Regions from separate parts of the Homo sapiens genome. Here region 1 is linked to region 2. The links are chromatin loops, found by intact Hi-C in ENCODE. Cell type or tissue: psoas muscle. All regions are shown on one strand. Each heading gives the region's core, and the rest is flanking DNA. Links, peaks and the distances in the headings are about the cores only.

Region 1 (12,414 bases), core at 2,097-10,096, 200 kb after region 2:
TTGTATTTTTCTTTCCTTTTTTTCTCTTTCTTTCTTTCTTTTTCTTTCTTTTTCTTTCTTTCCTTCCTTTCTTCCGCCCCCTCCCTCCCCCTTCCCCTTCCTCACCCCCTCCCCTCCCCTCCCCTCCCCTTCCCTTTCTGTCTCATTCTATCACCCAGGCTGGATTGCAGTGGCACAATCTCACTGCATCCTATGCCTCCTGGGTTCAAGCAATTCTCATGCCTCAGCCCCCGAGTAGCTGGGATTACAGGCACATGCTACCATGCCCGGCTAATTTTTGTATTTTTAGTAGAGGTGGGATTTTGCTATGTTGGCCATGCTGGTCTTGAACTCCTGGGCTCAGGGGTGATCCGCTTACCTCAGCCTCCCAAAGTGCTGGGATTATAAGCATGAGCCACCGCACCCAGCCAGATCTTGTTTATCTTTGTAATATCAGTGCCAAACCATTTCTGACCTACTTAGACAATGCTGAATTTAAAACAAAATTGGGAATGCTTTATCAACCTTACTTAAAACGTATAAACTCACTCCAACTTGGGCTTTTGTCCCTTTCCCTATGATAAAATTATGTTTGCCACTGACGTCCATGGCCTTCAGTGGCCGATACTGTACCTATTGTCAGCGTTGGGCATGATTAGCTTTGCTTTCCTTCTGGGACAACATAATTTTTTGTTTTTCTCCCCTCCTCAACCACCGGAGTGCCTCAGGGCTCAGGTCAAGGATCCGTTCTTCATCAGCACAGTCCACATGATCTTATTTACTCTCTTTGAATGTGGCATCCACATTTGTATTGAAACCCCAAGATCTCCCCGTTAAACAGCAGTATCATCCTGCTAGTAGCTTTCTCTTGGTTACATAACTGGGATCTCAATAGTACCTGGTCAACATCAAGTCCTGATTTTTCTCCCTCAAGCCAGTTTCTCTGCAAATCTTTTCCTTCTTTATAAATGGCAAGTCCACCCTTCCAGGGACTCAGGACCCCAAATTTGGAATGTCCTTAACTCCTTTTTCTGCTACCCCACACAATGAATTTACTAGAACAATCCCATTGTTTCCTCCTTCAATATGTATTCAGAAACTTACCACTTTCCCCCACTGCTATTACTATTGTCCAAGCCAATGTAATCTCTCATTTGGACTAAGATTTGAAGCATGAGCATTTAATTACAAAGTTCATGCTCCTTTCACCTTTTCTAGGTGGTTTTCAAACCTGGCTGTACCTTAGAATCACCTGGGAAACTTTAAAAACAACTAATATCCAGGCATCAAATCACCTCAGATCCCCTGATGTAATTTGTCTGGTGTGGAGCCCAGGCATGGGTATTTTTCTTATTTTGATAATCTATGGGTGATTCAAAGGTATAGTTGGGATTGCGAACCACTGCTATATCATGTTGAAGGTGTGGGTGGGGGTTGAAGTATATCATAATGTAATGTTTTAAAAGTGTGGTCTGCGAACCCCAACTATCTGAGACAGGTCTCAGTCAGTTTAGGAAGTTTATTTTGCCAGAGTTAAGTATGTGCACCTGTGACACAGCCTCAGGAGGTCCTGATAAGATGTGCCCAAGGCAGTAGGGGCACATGGTTTTATACATGATTTTAGGGAGATAGGAGACATCCATTAATATATGTAAAATGTACATTGGTTCCATCCAGGGGGCTTCCAGGTCATAGGTAGGTAAGAGACAAATGGTTGCATTCTTTTGAGTTTCCGATTAGCCTTTCCAAAGGCAGCAGTCAGATATGCATTTATCTCAGTGAGCAGAGGGATGATTTTGAATTCTGTCTGTCCTTTGTCCACTAGGAAATTCCTTGTGAGGGAGGTGTGTATCTTTTTTATTTAGTAGCTATCCTTTTTTTTTTTTTTTTTTTTTGAGATGGAGTTTCACTCTTGTTGCCCAGGCTAGAGTGCAATGGCGCAATCTCGGCTCACTGCAACCTCCGCCTCCCAAGTTCAAGCGATTCTCCTGCCTCAGCCTCCTGAGTAGCTACAATTACAGGCACCTGCCACCATGCCTAGCTAGTTTTTTTGTATTTTTAGTAGAGACAGGGCTTCCCTATGTTGGTCAGGCGGGTCTCGAATTCCTGATCTCATGATCCACCCACCTCGGCCTCCCAAAGTTCTGGGATTACAGATGTGAGCCACCGTGCTTGGCCGCTAGCTTTTTAAAGAAGAAAATGGGAGGCAGATTTGCCCTAAGCAGTTCCCAGCTTGACTTTTCCCTTTAGCTTAGTAATTTTGGGGTCCCAAGATTGATTTTCCTTTCACAGGTCCAAGATCAACAGCATCAGTCTTCTCTGAGGACTTGTCACAATTGCAAAACCCTGAATTAGAGACTCGAGGCTTACGGTTTAACAACCCACATTTTAACAAGCCATCTAATGCACAGCCAAGTTTGAGAACCCTTAACATAGAGATTAAGGGCCTTGACTTTGGGTTGAAAAAGATCTAGGTTTTAAATGGACTTTCAACACTTGATAGCCATGCACACTAAATCAAGTAACTCAACGCCTCTAAGCCTAAATTTACCTAGATGTGAACAAAGGTAATGTTATTTACTGCTCTGAAAAATAATGAGTTAGTTAATGTAAATCACTTGGCCCATACCAATTGTTCAACAAATAGTAACTAATACTAAGGGGTATTTTGGAAAGAGTAATGAGTCAGAAACTGAGCCTATAAATAAGCCTATTTTTAAAGATCTGGGGAAGACAGTTATGGGAATGTGAAGCAGGTAATCTGAGAATTGTATGAGTAGATTATGCTTTAGAAGACATCAACAGCTAATATTGAAAAATGGACAAAAATGTCCAGCCTATGGAATATTTAAAGAGTTGATTTCCTCAACAGAATTGGAACTAACTCATGCACATTGTTGGACATATAGTAGTTATATAACTAATAGTTATACTAACATTTCCTACTTTTTCATTTTGTTAGATAAAGATATTGCTGACTTGCTTTTAGGGTCATCTGTTTAAATACTCTTTGGATGTTTAGATAATAGATTTGGTCATGCAAAGTACTGATGGCAAATGGGTTAGATTTGAACTTCGGGCTTATGTAAACTTCCTTTTTGAGCCAGGCCTCACTCCCTCCTATTCTCCCTTAGAGATCCAGAGTCTAAAAGCATTTGTACGTGGCCAACAGGAGGAAGGCATGTGTTGAGAGAATGAAAGGATTCCTGAGATTTTAAATCAGATTCACCTGTTTATTCTAGAATTTTTCTTTTGTGGTTTAGTGGCAAAGGACTTTGTATGTGTATGTATGTGTGTGCACATGTGTGCCTCTTTAAGATATCCTTACAAGGTTACCAAATATTATTATCTGTTTTAAATTACTTAGAATGACTGCATGTTATATCTATCTATCTATCTATCTATCTATCTATCTATCTATCATCTATCTATCATCTATCTCTCTCAATCAATCATCTATTAGTCTGTCTGTCTATCTATCTGGATGTGTGTGTGTGTGTGTGTAAATTGTAAAATAGTAATGCCAGAAAATGGCCTTATAGTCTTTTAGGGTGTTTGTAATTGGATTTACTATTACCACTGAAATTGTCATAAATTTGAGGAATGTGAGATGTTGTACAAAAGAATTGAACTCAAGCTTGATTCCTTTGCTTCAGAAGATGCTTCAGGTAGATTAGATAAAATTCTGGAGGTGCTTGAAAAGTTTTGAAAAACAATGAGAATTTAAACTTGGAGATAGGTAGATAGAAAGAAAAATCATTGAGCAAGATGGAAGTATTGATTTGAGAACATTTGCTGAAAAATGTGAGTGCAGGGGATATTGCATAATACACTGGCACATACACATGAAGAGAGTTCTCAGAAATATGCCATGGTGTTGGAGAGAAAATGCCAAGAATAATTTTCCCATTGATCTAAAAGTTCAGTTTTTGGTTTAATATTTCTCATGAATTTAGGATAAAAATAATTGATCTAACTAACTGGTTTATGTTTAAATATGACTTTAACACGTATTCTATCAGGAGGTAAAATTTTTATTCATGGAGTTTAGAATATGATCATGTCACTTATGTGAAAAAATAACAATCAGTGAATCAAAAGATATACTATAGTATAGCAAATTTTGAATTGTGGTTCTGGCATTGATTTCATTAAAATTTCTTTTATTGAAATGAAAAAATAACATAAGCAGATATACATTTGGATGGTCAAAAAGGGAGAGAATCTCAGTTTATGCATTTAAGCAGTTTTCAGTAATACATTACTGCAAAATTTATAATACCGTGAATTCTAGATCAGTACTCTAAATGAGGCAATTAAACCTTTGTGTAAGTACTTGTGTCTTTCTTCTGAAAAAAATACTGGTCACTAATTTTCTGTTTTATATTTGTTAAAAAGAAAGCTTTATAGTTTAATTTTACCCTGGTTAACCTTAACTTGTCAACAGATTATTGAAGATTTGTAAGACTATTTACTCTACTAATCCATAAAAAATGAGGTTACCATAGTAACTAGAATGTCTTTAATACTCTGCTTATGTAACCTCTGAGATTCAGAATAGTTTTTCATCTGAACTCTGCTATTAGCTACACTGATTTCAGATGCTCTATTGAACTTCGTACTATAGAGGGAAGTGCTTTCTTTACTGATTATGCAAGCCTGAGTATTTTTAGACAATTTGTTCATAATATAGTCCAAGTGCCTTGGATGTTTGGGAAATTTTAAAGGTGGAAATAATTTAAAACCACTTTCAAAAGACTTTGGGAATAGCAAAGAGGTGGTGTTGGAATATTTGTTTAAGAAACTGTGGACTTAAGAGTTTCAATTTTCAGAAATGCCTTGAAGTAAAAAGGATCAGTCGTTTGATGCATATGTTATTCTGAGAAATTCTTCTATAGGGAGATTACATCTTGTTATTGGGAGACTATCTTATTAACTCAGATCATGTAAAGAAACACAAATCTTGCTTCTTCCTAATAAGTTCTACTACAAATAATATATACATGATTTTTGCAAGGAGTGAGTGGAATTGAGGTTCCGGAAATTTAACACACTCTTCGTATGGCTCATTTTCATGCTGTTGCCTCTATTTGGAATGATTTCATCATTTCTGCACACCTCCATCCCTAGCATGCCCCTAATATTTCTTGGTTTACTCTTATTTATTCTTTACATCTTATCTGAGATGTCATATTCTCTAGGAATATTGCTACGTTAAGACTTTTTATACATGCTTGTATAATATCTCTTGAAGATAGTTTCATGACCAATTATAATGGTTGGTTCACTTCTCTGTCATTCACTTGCTCAGGTGTCCTGAAGGAAAAGGCCAAGGTATTATGGCTTGGCCTTGGTGCTGTGGGCTTGAAGACCCATTTAGTGCCTTCATTCATAGTAGGTTTCCAATAAATATTACGTCCATTAGCTGTATTAGTTTCCTATGGCTGCCATAACAAAATACCACAAACTGGGAAGCTTAAAACAACAGAAACTTATTTTCTCCAGCTCTGGAGGCTAGGTGTCTGAAAACAAGGTGTTAGAGTTCGTTCCCACTGGAGGCTTTCAGGGAGGATCTGTTCCATGCTTTTCTCCTAGCATCCTTGCAATTACTGGCAATCCTTGGTATCCCTTGGTTTGCAGTCATCACATCACTCTAATCAATCTCTGACTCTTATCTTCACATAATATTCTCCCTTGTGTCTTTGTCTGTCTCTTCTCTTCTCATAAGGACACCAATTATGTTGGATTAGGTCCACCCTATGACCTTATCTTAACTATGTCTCCAAAGGCCCTATTTCCAAATAAGGTTACATTTACAGGTATCAGAGTTTAGGATTTCAAGATATCTTTTAGGGGACACAACGCAGCCTGCAACAGTAACCATCTAATGCATTTTGCCTTTAGGACTGGATTGATATACAATCTTAACCAGGGGCAGGTTAGTCACTAAGTTGCTAACTAGTTCATTGCTTAGTCATTTTACTTAACAGGATGACATTCACAGAATGAAAAGTACTTGGTCTGATTATTTGAATTGTCTTGACATCCAGACCTGATAACTCCTTAGAGAATTTTACATACTGATAGTGGTCTCTGTGATTCAGTCAGCAAATATATGAACTAGTTTGCTATATGGATACAACTTCAGCAGTTCTAAAAAGGATAAATTTATTTGCAGCAATTTCAGAAAGAATTAGACCCCAGGAACTGTGTCGTATTCAGGGTTGTTAATTCTTATGTGTAACTCAAATTCTCACATTTTTAATTTGGGTCATCTTTATTTGGCACCCACTGCAAGGCAGGGGGAGAGGAGGCAACAGAAAAGTTATTTCTTGGCATTTAGAAACTAGTTGATTAACATGCAAATTTTATTCAAAGTAATACAAAATATGCATCTATTATTTTTGGTTCATCAGATTGAGTTATTTTTAATTTTAATAAGATGCAACAATAATTAAGTGATTTAAAATATATAATTTAATAGTGAACTAGTTTTGTAGTAGCAATGATTGCCAGGTTGCACATGAAGCTCCAGGTACAGTATCAGCTACAAGATCCAACAGGCAGTAGGCAGAGAATGGGACCTGGAAACCAGCCCACATTGGTGACAACTAGAGAAGTTTTTAGAGTTCCAGGGAGAGGATAGCAAATAAATTTGAATTGGCACTAGGCAAGAGAGGGATTTTTACATGTGTGTGTGTGTGTTTGTGTATGTGTGTGTGTCTGTTTCCTTTTTAAATATTGTTTTAGGTTAAAAGGTTGATGTGGTTTTGGATCTAATTGGGTGTGAATGTGGACAGGTGGAAATATACATGAATGTTGATGGGTCTGTATATTTAGTACATAAATGGATATTGCAGCTACTGGTAGATGCTTTGCAACTTCCGAAAGATATGTGTCCTAGTTCTCTAAATTAATAAGACGTTAGTGTTTTAGAATATAAAAAATTATCACAACGGGTTTTCTTGTTTTTATTATTCTACTAAGCCAGCAGGGGGAAGTCACACATTACTTTTTGGTGGGCTTCAGAAATATTTTTTCAGACTTTTTCTTAAAAAGGTCCATGCTCTTAGTAAAAAAAAGTAAATAATTTAAAATAGAGAGCTTGTAGTTATGATTCTCATAAGCATGCTAGCATCAATTCTAAAAAAGCAGCCTGAAACTTTAACTTCTTTACCTTTTCTAAATAAAAAATATACACCTCAATATTCCTGGCAGAAAATATTAAATAATTACCTTGTTGTTGAGATATGAATAATGTTTCCAAATGGTTAATTTTATTTGTAACATCAGAAATGTAATCACTGAATTTAAATGGCGCTGCAAAAAGTAAAGGAGAATCTCTTTGTCAATATTTAGTGCTAGAAGTAAATTATTTTGATATATGCCACTGTATTCTTCATCTTTTTTTTTATTTTTTGCAGTTTAAAAACATCTGAGGAAGATAGAAAACATTTTATCTTTCAAGATAAAAAAAGAAAAGCTCTTTGCCAACAGAAAACATAATATGCGGACTCTATGGCTATTGTTTCTGAAAAATATAAGAGATGATTACATCACATTGTGTATTCTGTAGGAAAAACACTGTAATGCTTATATGGCTAATAATGGAATGATCTAAGTCAATATATTGTGCAGTTTTGAGTGACAGAAGAATTACACCATTATTCTTTGTATTTTGGTTTCTGCACTAAGTTAGTCATGTTCACTGTTTCATCATCAATTATCATTCACTCATTTTATAAAATTTTAGCATCTGCATTTAATGTTACTGTATGGTTTCTGTTTACTACAGCTGGTTGCAATAGACACAGATGACAATTTCAGAGCTGTGTATAAAAGGTCACAAAAAGTAAACATTCAAAACAGAAACATCTTACTTCCAGAAAGTATAAAATTGACGTATGAGTAAGATGTCAAAAGTTATGAAAACTGGAATGTGTTCATCTCATTACATGTAAATGCATCTATTTGAAAAATGTGTTTTTTAAAGTAGATCATTAGGTAACATTAGTCTTAAAAATCATAAATTCTCCATCATTATGATTGTTCTATGTTACCAATTACATATAAATGTTAAATTACAGAGAAAACAAATAGAAAATAATCATCACATGTTTAAAAATTTGCAAAAATATAAAAAGTTATAAAAAAATTCAGTTCAAGAAGTAGAACAAAGGGCATAAAAATAGTACTTACTGTAAAGACAAAACCACATAATTTATATAATACATATTTTATAGAATTTTAGTTATACTACACACACACATGCACACACACACACACACACACACACACACACACTAAATGCTAAAATGTGGAATAAAAAATTTACAGTGGGAGGGCAGGCAGAACAAGGTGACAAGATAGCTATACCTCCAAATCTATATCCTCCATCACCAAGACTTATCTTGAAGTGTTAAACCTAGAAGTGTATCCAGTAACCAGCCTTCAGAAGAATATTTTTTCCAAAGTGCTGTTGAATTAAAATCATAAACAGCTAATGGAATAGGAATGAAATAATTATTTTCTTTCATTTGCTGGAGAAAATACTGAGCTATGAGCTTTTCTTTTCACTACTGGGGTTAAAATTTTAAGCATTCTATTCTTAAAGGAGTGTCTTTTTTCTAAAGATTTACGTTCAGCAGCTGAATTTTAAAGCTCTGAGAACACAGCAGTTATATGTTAAGCCTAGTGCAAACCTGACCTAGATTATTTTCACTGGCTAAAAATTATGAAAAATATCAATAATTTTATTGGCAAAAAGATACATAGAATAAGTAGTAATCTTAAGAACTGAACAAGGCATCCAGACATACTGAAAAATATGGGGCAAAGCAATTAGAGAAAAATTAGTCATTTTCTTCTAGATAGATTATATATTCTTTAACAGTAAGGTTTATGACTATTATCTTTATTTCCCCACCTGCTCTTCCAGGAATAGCTGCATATAATAGTTACTAAATACATATTTTTAAATTATCAGGTTTCCTTTTAATTCATGTAACGTTTTAATCTGTAAATGTAATCACAGAAAGTCACCTCATTTTTAGCTTTACTGATTGGAGATGAGGATTGATATTACGATAAGAGTGATATAACATATGGTAGACCTAAGTGCATGAATTTTGTATTCCCAGGTATCATTTAAATTTCCTGTCATTTTATGTTGTTATTTGTAATATCTTTGTGTTAACATGCCTCATGGTAATTTAGGAGCAGTGACACAGTCTTACTAAAAAAATGCTAGGGCTCTTGGCTTAAAATGTTCACTTGCATTTAATATTACAGAAATTTACATGTTGGGATTAAGTGGCCTGAAAATGTAAGATAAAATGGAAGTAATGCAACCTACTGCAATAATATTGTGCCAATATTCAGGCAGGGCACAGAGGAAAAACACAACAGGTTTTGAAACCAGTCAAATTAATCACAGCCTAAGCTGGACAAGAGAGAGGGAACAATTGCTATTCATCAGATCATGCTGTGATGATGAAGGAAACAGATCTGATAATTTGATTACTGGGCTATAGATACAGAATTTTGGAAATCTTTCTCAAGTAACTAACTTCTGGGAATGTGTGCAAGTATTTCTATGGCTTGGAAGTAGGAGTTGAATCGCTCTTATAACTCGTATGTTTTAAGGTGAGCAACCCAGACACAACAAAAACTGTTCAAATATGAGATCAAGCAATAATTCATGATTCACAGACAACAATCAGGGAAAGGGAGCTAATAGTATGAAACTGATGAACAGAATATCAGAGTAGTAGCCCTTGAGGTATTATGAGCCAGAGATCTATACATGCAATTATAGGCTTCCACTTTTCATTTTAATGTCATGTTAACCCCTTAAAACCTTTTATTTGTGTCCAATAGAATCAATGTACCTAATAGTCATTCACCTCATAGACTCTACCTCAGGGTGGTAATTTGAGAGCCTGGAATGCCAGCTGAGGGAAGACATGGGAAGACAGCCAAGATCAGCACTGCCTTTCTGTCAGCCCCTACTTGATTTTCCTTGCATCAGTGGTGCTATCTAAAGGAATTGCTAAATGGACTGATGGATGTATTTGTTAATAATGACTTTATCTATATAATGAAGTGATGGTTGGTATTCCTGGCCTCTGAGAATTTTTGAATCCAGATTTTATAAAATATATAAGTCTTGCATTACTCTGAGGCAGCAAGACAGTGTATCTCTTTGAAATGAAGGTGAACTTGACTAAAATTTCAGGTCTAACATTTTCTAGCTGTATGACTTTGGACACCTCGGTTATTCTCTTTTCCTCACTTTCTTCTTTTATAAAATGGAGATGTTACATGTCCATTTATATGGTTCATATAGCAAACACTTCATATGGTTGCTGTAAAGAGAAAATGAAATCATCTATGTGAACTGCTTACTGGAATACTGACAGGTAGAAGATGCTTACTTGTTAATAGCTATTTCTATGGCCACAAGATGCTCTTAACTATTTAAAAGCTTCATCATTTGAAAGTGAATACTATTATTTAAACTTGAGAGCTATCAAATGCATTTCATATTTTCTGTTTGAAAAATATGATGTAAAATAAATTAATACCAAGGAAATATTGGTAGTTCACAAAGTCATTTGCAATAGTCTCCCAAGACTGAATACTTTGGGGCACCAAATTATGGAAGGCTAGATAAGTGCTTCTGCATTTTAATAAGTGAAGCTGATACTACAACTTTTTAAAGTAATGATGTATTTTCATGGCTCCTGTCTCTGTAAAAGCCAAGTGTTCAAAGAAATGCATTAAAAAATTAATGGATATACGAATGCTTTTGGTCTCCACTCTCTTCTTGCTATGACAGACAAAACAATGGGTGAAAGGAGAGCTTATTATTTCAAAGAGATAATTCCTTAAGTTAAAATGGCAGTGTTTTCTTTCTTTCTTAGGATTTCCTTTTACAGGAAGAGTTAAACACCTATTACAGGTTGAATTTTGTCCTCTTCAAATTCATATGATGAAGTCCTAACTCTCAGCATCTCAGAATGTGAACTTACTTAGAAGTATGGTTGTTGCAGATGTAATTAGTTAACATAAGGTCATATTGGAATACAGTGGGCCGCTAATCCGATAAGACTAGTGTTCTTTTTTTTTTTTTTTTTTTTTTTTAGACAGAGCCTTTCTCTCTCGCCCAGGCTAGAGTGCAGTGGCGCAATCTCAGCTCACTGCAACCTCCGCCTCCCAGATTCACACCATTCGCCTGCCTCCGCCTCCCTAGTAGCTGGGACTACAGGTGCCCGCCACCACGCCTGAGTAATTTTTTGTATTTTTAGTGGAGACGGGGTTTCACCGTGTTAGCCAGGGTGGTCTTGATTTCCTGACCTTGTGATCCACCTGCCTCGGCCTCCCAAAATGCTGGGATTACAGACATGAGCCACTGCGCCCAGCCAAAGACTAGCGTTCTTTTAAAAAGGGGAAATTTAGACACAGACATGCACAAAGAGAGAATACCATGTGACCACGAAGGCAGAGATTAGGGTGATGCATCCAAAGGCCAAGGAATGCCGGTGGTCGCCAGCAAACCACCAGAAGCCAGGAGAGAGGCATAGAATGGATTCTCTCTCACAGCTCTGAGAAAGAATCAACCGTGCTGAAACCTTATCTTGAACTTCTATCCTCCAGAAGTGTGAGACAATAAAATTCTGTAGTTTAAACCAGCAGTTTGTGGTACTGTGTTACAGTACCCCAATGAACTAACACCAGATAATTAATTAGAATATGAATTCTGGGGAACTGTGTATAAACTTGTATTCATCTTCACAGAGTTATTGCTATGAAATAAGTTACCATGATTAAGTAGCTTAAAAGAACACACATTTATTATCTGACAGTTTCTGTAGGTCAAGAGTCCAGGCACAGGTTAGCTGGATTCTCTGTTCAGTTTCTCACAAGGCTGTGATCAAAGTATTAGCCAGGCTACATTCTTGTTTGAAGGCTTGGAATAGGGAAGAATCTACTTCCATGCCCATTCAGGTTGTTGACAGAATTCTTTTCCTTGTGGTTGCATGACAGCTTCCTGTTTTTTCCCCTAATTGTTGCCTGGGGACTAGTCTCTGCTCCTAAAGGCTATTTGCTGTTCCTTACTTGGCACCCGCTTCACAGTCAGTTCACAACACTGACTGTTCACTTTTTCAGGGTTCTCTTACTCCATTCTACTAAGTGTAGGTGTCCAGTGGAGCAGTGGAGCCTTATGTAATGTAAGGTAATGTTAGTAGCATCTCATCACCTTTGCCATATTTTATTGCTGAAATAAATTCACAGGATTTTTTTTTTTTTAGACTGAAACTCGCTCTGTCGCCCAGGCTGGAGTGCAGTGGCATGATCTCGGCTCACTGCAAACTCTGCCTCCCAGGTTCAGGCCATTCTCCTGCCTCAGCCTCCCAGGCTGGAGTGCAGTGG
Region 2 (8,000 bases), core at 1-8,000:
AACCATCATGGGCCTATAAAAACCCAAGACCCCAGTGGGCAGACACATAGGTGGCCAGACGTCGAGAGGACCACATCAGCGTAAGCAGCTGGAAGGCAGGAGGACGCGGAGGGGGCACGCCAGCTGAAGAGCACCCTAACAGACATCAGCATGCCCGCAGGCCATATACTGGTGGGACAAGACAGAGTTTGGCCGGGGCAATCTGAGGAGAGCCAGAGCCACTGAAGGGCCCAACTCCAGGGGAAAACCACCTCCCTACTAGCTCTGCCATCAGCAGAGAGCTACTTCCACTCGATAAAACCTTGCATTCATTCTCCAAGCCCAGATGTGATCCTATTCTTCCAGTATACCAAGGCAAGAACCCGGGATACAGAAAACCCTCTGTCCTTGTGACAGGGCAGAGGGTCTAATTGAGCTGGTTAACACAAGCAGCATATAGACAGCAAACTAAAAGCACACGGTAGCACACGCCCACTGGGGCTTCATGAGCTGTAAACATTCACCCCCAGGCACTGCCGTGGGGTTGGAGCCCCACAGCCTGCCCGTCTGTGAGTTCTCGCAGAGGTTTGAGCAGCGGGGCACTGAAGTAGTGAGCCACACCCCCATCGCGCGCCCTGTGAGGGGACAAGGGAACCTTTCCCATTTCAATGTCATCATTAATTAGTTCATGACACTAATAATTTCCATTTGTACCTTCCTACACATAATTATGTGCACATTCGGAATCAGCTTTTTCATGAGAAATAATCATAAAAAGGGGCTGTGCATAGAAAAAAAAATATTTTCTCCGTGCATTTGGTTTCAAAATTCAAATTTTAAAATTTATTTTTTATAAGCAGAGTTTATTACAGTTATGCAAAAAGACACAGAAGTTGGCAATACCTAGGAATGCTAGGGGCAGAGAGGATGAAGAGGAGGGTCAATCTGTATTTCAACTAAGATGAGAAGCAGTACTCTTTTTATGAAAAATAAGAAGAACATAATTTGACTTAACCTAGGACCTCATTTCAGAAGAACACAACACATCTGGAATATCAGAAAGTTTGGAATCAAAATAAGTTTGAGAGAAGAAGTGGAATAAGGTTCACATGAGCAAAGCTGGAGGCAGAACCTGGATTGAAGGCTTAAAGAATGGTAAGGAAATGACAGAGCCTGGAAAATTAAATGGCAAAAATAGAAAACTTGAATGTGTCAAAAAAAAAAAAAAAAAAACCTGCCAGCACTACGAAGACAAATAGTACAGATATGTCCAAACCTGAGAGCAGCTGGGCCTAAAACGCCCCAACATTTTGAAAAGAAAAAGAAAACCAACAAAATTTCTTCAGATGTTAAAATTATTTTTATATAATAACTCATTATTAATTTTAAAATGAGTTCATGTCTCAGGATCAAATGGAAAGAGGTGCTGCTCAGCTGAGAACAATGTGTTCATGAGATTGCTTATAGTTCTATTCACATGAACAGATATTTGCAAAAATCACCCACTGTAATTACCAGTGCAAAACATTACGGATTATTATTTCATTATTATTATCACTTCAAACCTCTCAACATGACTGTAAATGTGACTTCTTAAGTCAATGACATAGAATTGGCAATCACAAACTAACTATATTTAGCATAATGACAGAGTAAACCTTGTTTAATATAAGTATGCAAATGTCAATGGCATTGTTATTTACAAAGGCAACAAACAAAAGCCATCACCTGTATATTCTTCAATTTATATTATTTCATTACATTCTAGTTTGTATATGAAATAATGCCTATTCTGAGAGAATTTTTTAATTCAAAGGAAGTTTGCAACAGTGTTTCATAATAGTAATACACATTTATATATACACACATATATTCACATATATTATACTACACATCCATTTAATTTCTGTGGGTTGAAGTAGTGTTTCTAACCTCTTAGAAATGCTGATTAAATAAGTTCTTTAAGTAATTTATGAAAATTAAACAAATGAAAATTACTAGATTGATGTTAGACATGAGATTTGTTGGCCGGGCGTGGTGGCTCACGCTTGTAATCCCAGCACTTTGGGAGGCTGAGGCGGGCGGATCACGAGCTCAGAAGATCGAGACCATCCTGGCTAACACAGTGAAACCCCGTCTCTACTAAAAATACAAAAAAAAATTAGCCGGGCGTGGTGGCGGGCGCCTGTAGTCCCAGCTGCTCGAGAGGCTGAGGCAGGAGAATGGCGTGAACCCGGGAGGCAGAGCTTGCAGTGAGCCGAGATTGCGCCACTGCACTCCAGCCTGGGGGACACAGCGAGACTCCGTCTCAAAAAAAAAAAAAAAAAGACATGAGACTTGTTAAACTAAAATAACCTACTGTTAGCTCTTGTAAACATTTTCTTTCTACATTACATATAAGTGGTCTTCTTGGGATATGTTAATGGTTAATTTTAAATTTTAAATCTCAAGCACTTCTTTATAATCTGTAGGCAAAGTTACAAAGGAGTACACAGAAAAAACAAAAACCACATCCCGCAAAACACTCAACATTGTTGAACAATTTACAGGGTAAATTCAGAGCACTTCTATGACCCAAATGCAGGAAGCAGGGAGGGTAGAAAATGAACATTTTGTTCTTCTAAGCAGTGGTAATGAAGGTGCAGCCCTGATTTTAATACCTCAAGAAAGCATACAATTGTTATAAAATTATGTTAGCTATTATAAGAAACAGACTTGAGTGATCTAGAATGAGTATATTAATACATTTTATTTCTTTTTATAGTCGAATGCTTAGCCAGAATAAATGCTAATTTATACCTTGTAGACATCACTCTTATTAGTAATGGGTATGGACTTGATTCTTCAAGTAACTAACATAATAATGTACCTTTTGAGATTTGCATGATATATTAGGAGGGGTGCAGCAAACTGAAGACTAATAGGCACAGTATAATCATATTTTTATGATAATAAAAAGCATATAAATACAGGGAGGCAGAGGACAAGGGCAAGGACAGTTTACAAATGCCTAAAAACTGATGAGCAAGAATACCCATAAAATCTGTCAAGAGTGGATGGTAGCCTGGAGGGCCAGGCCATTAATGATTATAAGAAGGGCTACTTTTCTTTCCATATTTTTTAAATTAAGTCCTATTTTTTAAACAGACATTATGAATCATGTTGCATAATTACAGAAAAAGTAAAACTGACTCTCTTCAACTAAAAATAAAGGCATTTCAAATATCAAAATAAAAAGTTTTCCTGGGTTGAAACACATGTCAAATGTCCTGTTGTTTTCCACACATCCAAAGAAATATACATGTGCATATATGTATGAAAGTTTAACTTTTTATTAATGTAAAAAATTTCAAAGGAAAATCTATTCCAGAGAAAAATATTATTTTTCAATCTGTAAGTTCAGGAAACTATGTAAACTGAAAATATGAAAAGAACAATTTAAACTCAACCAAAATGCCATGCCTTGGCTTTCCAAAAGAGGGAGATATAACTTCACTGCCACAAACATATCAATGTGACACATAAATGATCTACTCAAATACAGAACTTATCTAGAAAATAATTTTAAGGAAAAACTCTAAATTATGTGTTTATTTTAGCCTTATGATTTTAATTGCCTAAAAAGCACAGTTAAATCTATGAAAAATATCATGATCTACAATAATAAAATGAAAGCTGTTCCAGCTCCTTTAGAGAGCTCAATTGTAGAATAAAAATGTGACAAAAGACTTATAGTATTTAGATTTTGAAAAATAGGTTTAGAGATGACAGATGTCAGCTACTAAAATTTGTACCTTCTGATTGTTATTTGAAAATTAAAATTTAATATTATTCTGAACTAGAGACAGAATGCTACTCATTTCTTACAATGATTATTAAAATTCTCTTATTTCCTTGAGCAGTGGTTTGTTGCTCTCGTTGAAGAGGTCCTTCACATCCCTTGTTAACTGTATTTCTAGGTATTTTATTCTCTTTGTAGCAATTGTGAATGGGAGTTCATTCATGATTTGGCTCTCTGCTTGTCTATTGCTGGTGTAAAGGAATGCTTGTGATTTTCGCACATTGATTTTGTATCCTGAGACTCCACTGAAGTTGCTTATCAGCTAAAGGAGTTTTGGGGCTGAGATGATGGGGTTTTGTAAATATAGAAACATGTCATCTGCAAACAGAGACAATTTGACTTCCTCTCTTCCTTTTTGAATACCCTTTATTTCTTTCTCTTGCCTGATTGCCCTGGCCAGAAGTTCTAATACTATGTTGAATAGGAGTGGTAAGAGAGGGAATCCTTGTCTTGTATCAGTTTTCAAAGGGAATGCTTCTAGCTTTTGCCCATTCAATATGATATTAGTTGTGGGTTTGTCATAAATAGCTCTTATTATTTCTAGGTATGGTTTATCAATGCTTATTTTATTGAGAGTTTTTAACATGAAGGGATGTTGAATTTTATCAAAAGTCTTTTCTGCATCTACTGAGATCATCATGTGGTTTTTGTCCTTGGTTCTGTTTATGTGATGGATTACATTAGTTGATTTGCATATGTTGAACCAGCCTTGCATCCCGGGGATGAAACTAACTTGATCTTGATGGATAAGCTTTTCTGATGTGCTGCTGGATTCGGTTTGCCCGTATTTTATTGAGGACTTTTGCATTGATGTTCATCAGGGAAATCATTCTACTCTAAAGACACATGGTCATATATGTTTATTGCAACACTATTTACAATGGCAAAGACATGGAACCAACCCTAATGCCCATCAATGATAAACTGGATAAAGAAAATGTGGTACATACACACCACGGAATACTATGCAGCCATAAAAAGAAATGAGATCATATCCTTTGCAGGGACATAGATGAAGCTGGAAGCCATCATTCTCAGCAAACTAACACAGGAACAGAAAACCACACACTGCATGTTCTCACTCATAAATGGGAGTTGAACAATGAGAATACACGGGGAGGAGAACAACACACACCAGGGCCTGTTGTGGGGTGGGGGTGAAGGGAGGGAACTCAGAGAACGGGTCAGTAGGTACAGCAAACCACCATGGCACACGTATATCTATGTAACAAACCTGCACGTTCTGCATGTGTATCCCAGAACTTAAAGTAAAATCAAAATAAAAAATGAAAATAAAGCTATATTAATCAAAAATAATAATAATTAAGATAACAGGTATACACTGGTACTGTTCAGGCAAAGCAGAATGTAGGGTGAGCCAGTAATAAAAGTACTTACTGTATCGAGTTCTTGTAATGAGTCAATGACAAAATATATGTAAATTAGTTAGCTGTCAATGGGAAACATTCAGTAAGTGGTAGCTGCTTATGTTGGTATTTTTCATGCCTCCTACTTGAGCTAACAAAGCAAAAAAATCGATGAGCTGTTTATTCTTATCTTTTAATAGATGATGCTGGGTCTAGTAATGAGGTAATGAGTGTTTAATAATATAATCATACAGAGCCCTCTTTGAGAGGGAAAGGAGCTTTATGTCTATTTAGTTATGTTTATTACAGTGATTCTCCACCAAAAGAAGGAAAATCTGTTTTTCAAATTTAAAAACTTGAAACAGCCCATCCTGCCTCTTCCACACACCTAGCTCCTTAGCTTGATAGTTACTTCCACAGGAAGCTGCTTCTACTGAGTGGACTGTGTCCTAGCTCTTAGGCTTATTGGAGCAGATAAAAATTAAAAATAACTCATTTATTAGATTATTTCCTTAAAGGCAGTAATTTTTAAAATTCTGATTCCCTATGCATATTACAGTACCAGGTACACAGAAGATACTCAACACATATTTGTTGAACTAGTGAAAATATGAATAAATAGAACTCGGCAGCTAAAAATCAACCTTATGAGGTGATAGACTGTAGTGTAACCCTGCAACCAAAGCTCCACTATGATTGGGAACTTTCCTCGGCTTCAACTAGAACATTTGAGGGTCACAGAATCAAGGAATTCAGAGATTTCACAGCTGCAGCTGGTGCCAAGGAGCTGTTTGCTATTTAGATTAGTTCTCTTAGTTAATTGATTGTAACAAGTAAAAACTCAGTAAAGTTAATCTGCCAATTATCTCAAAAAAATAAAAAGGAAACAGGCAGAAAAAATTCCTGCAACACTTTTTAAAAAGTAGTAAGTTCAGTTCTCAAAAAAAGTTCCGAACCTAAAACAAAGGTTAAAAAAACAGCCATTAAGACTTAAAGCAGCAATGAAAACAATAATAGTTGCCTTGCCACAGTTTCTATAAAATTAGCCCTTATAAACTATCGAAGAATCAAATTATTTGATTTACTTCTTCAAAGACTGAGTCTCAAAATGGCTTTAACACTCAATAAATATCTTTTGAGTGTCTACTCTGCCAGGCACTGTTCAAAGAATTGAGAGTATACAGGAGTAGGAAAAAAAAAACACACACACACACAGCAAAGGCCATGCTCTCATGGAGCTTATACTGACATGGAAAGGGGATTATTTATATTAAATTTTAATTCCTCTTATTGTATACTGTCAGTATTTTTCTCTTTTTCACTATAGATTAAAAGGAACCTTGACTGCCATCTCTTGCTAAACATCTTCTTATCCCAAACAATATTCTTCTCTGCTTACTATTATAATGTGTGGCAATATCTTATTAAATTTTACATACACTTATAATTTCATTATTTATAAAATATTTTTAACAACCTACAAAATAAACATACTGTGCATTTTGATTTAATATATTTAAGTAACTCTGAGTTAATATTGTTAAATAACAAATACCAATAAAAACAACTCAATCATAGGATTTATCATGGTAAATGTCTAAGGAAGGAAGACACAAGGGACATGGAAATATTATATAATTATATGACCATGGAGTAAAATCAAGTAAGTGTGAAAAGATTTAGATCGCTTCTCTTATAATCAAATGCCTTAAATCTGTAATCCAGACTTTGGAACCCATCCTTCAGACATCCCTTGATGAGACAAGAGCAGCCGACTCTAACTGCTCTGCAGACCTTGAATGCAAAACCACATGGTCAACGAAAGCAGAGGGAGTGTGGAGGACGCTCAGCCTGCCTCCAACAGGGAGACCCCTGGGCTAATTCAGGTGGCTTTATCACAGAAGAATATGATAAACAAGACCATACCACCAGCATGTCAGAGGCCAGAAAGAGGAAGAAGCAGAAGAAGCAGTCTCCAAAATGCATGCGCGTCCAACACAGCATCCCCTCCCACATCAATTTCACCCGACCTCTTTACAGATAAAAATCCTCTCTACATTGGCTGATTTGAAGACAGGTTTCATTTTTCCATTAAACTTTCCGTTTCCCAAGCTAAAGTTTTACAATTACTCAAAATCACTTTTAATATATCATTTCTTATATAATGTTTCCAAACTTGTGATAATAATACAACTAAGTTTGGTTCCTTACCAGCCAAACAATTCTAATCTAACCCAGTTCAACTCAAGACTTCCTCCTAAATTTCCCTCTATTTGTACATTTAGACTGTTTCTCCCACAATTATCATGCATCAGTTGTACATTCTAATAGTTTAAATCAAACTTGGCAAACAAGATAAAAAGAAAATGATAAGTTCAAGAAAAAATAGGAGGGAGGAAAGTACCTTTAATTTGGATCCATGAGGCACGAGTACAGATTTATTCTGCTTTGGTGGGATATACAGCTCCCATTTTCCATAATCCAGTTTTTTGTATGGGTACGAAAATGGATTCCAACCATCTAAAAAAATGAAGAAGATCAGTTAACAACAGCATGATAGGACTAATAGTTAATGAATTTCAAGAAAAACAAAATACTGCTTTACTTGCACAAAAAATCAAATTGTCTAAAATAATTGTTTTCTGAAGTGTTAATCAAAATACTAGTGGTTTAGAAAAGGCAGGTTATTCTTAATTTATTTATAAAAAATGCATTTTAAAGTGTGCTTTTGCATTTTATAATTAAATTAAGACTATAACATTTTCAGTTGTGGTTTCAACTCTAATACTTCTGTCAATAAACAGAATGCAAAA

The links. A loop is a pair of places that touch in the nucleus more often than their neighbours do. Peaks named below come from ENCODE experiments on the same cell type or tissue, not always from the same donor. Only the 100,000 strongest peaks of a DNase experiment are listed, where the experiment ranks them.
Region 1: it touches region 2 in a loop (2.2-fold over the local background); 6 of 110 quality-filtered maps call a loop at or near these places.

What each region holds. Positions count from the first base shown.
Region 1 is chr3:81,864,991-81,877,404 of GRCh38, forward strand. LOC105377178 (a long non-coding RNA gene) reads left to right here. Exons shown (of 3, transcript NR_188681.1): 3 at 7,404-10,784. Among named protein-coding and RNA genes, the nearest start is that of GBE1, 110 kb to the left of the region's middle. In psoas muscle, for the core only: a CTCF peak has its summit at 6,972 (motif pointing right); no DNase peak of the experiment used is centred there.
Region 2 is chr3:81,663,247-81,671,246 of GRCh38, forward strand. GBE1 (1,4-alpha-glucan branching enzyme 1) reads right to left here. Exons shown (of 16, transcript NM_000158.4): 3 at 7,592-7,707. Among named protein-coding and RNA genes, the nearest start is that of GBE1, 94 kb to the right of the region's middle. RefSeq lists an enhancer at 320-819. In psoas muscle, for the core only: a CTCF peak has its summit at 3,465; no DNase peak of the experiment used is centred there; H3K27ac peaks cover 522 bases.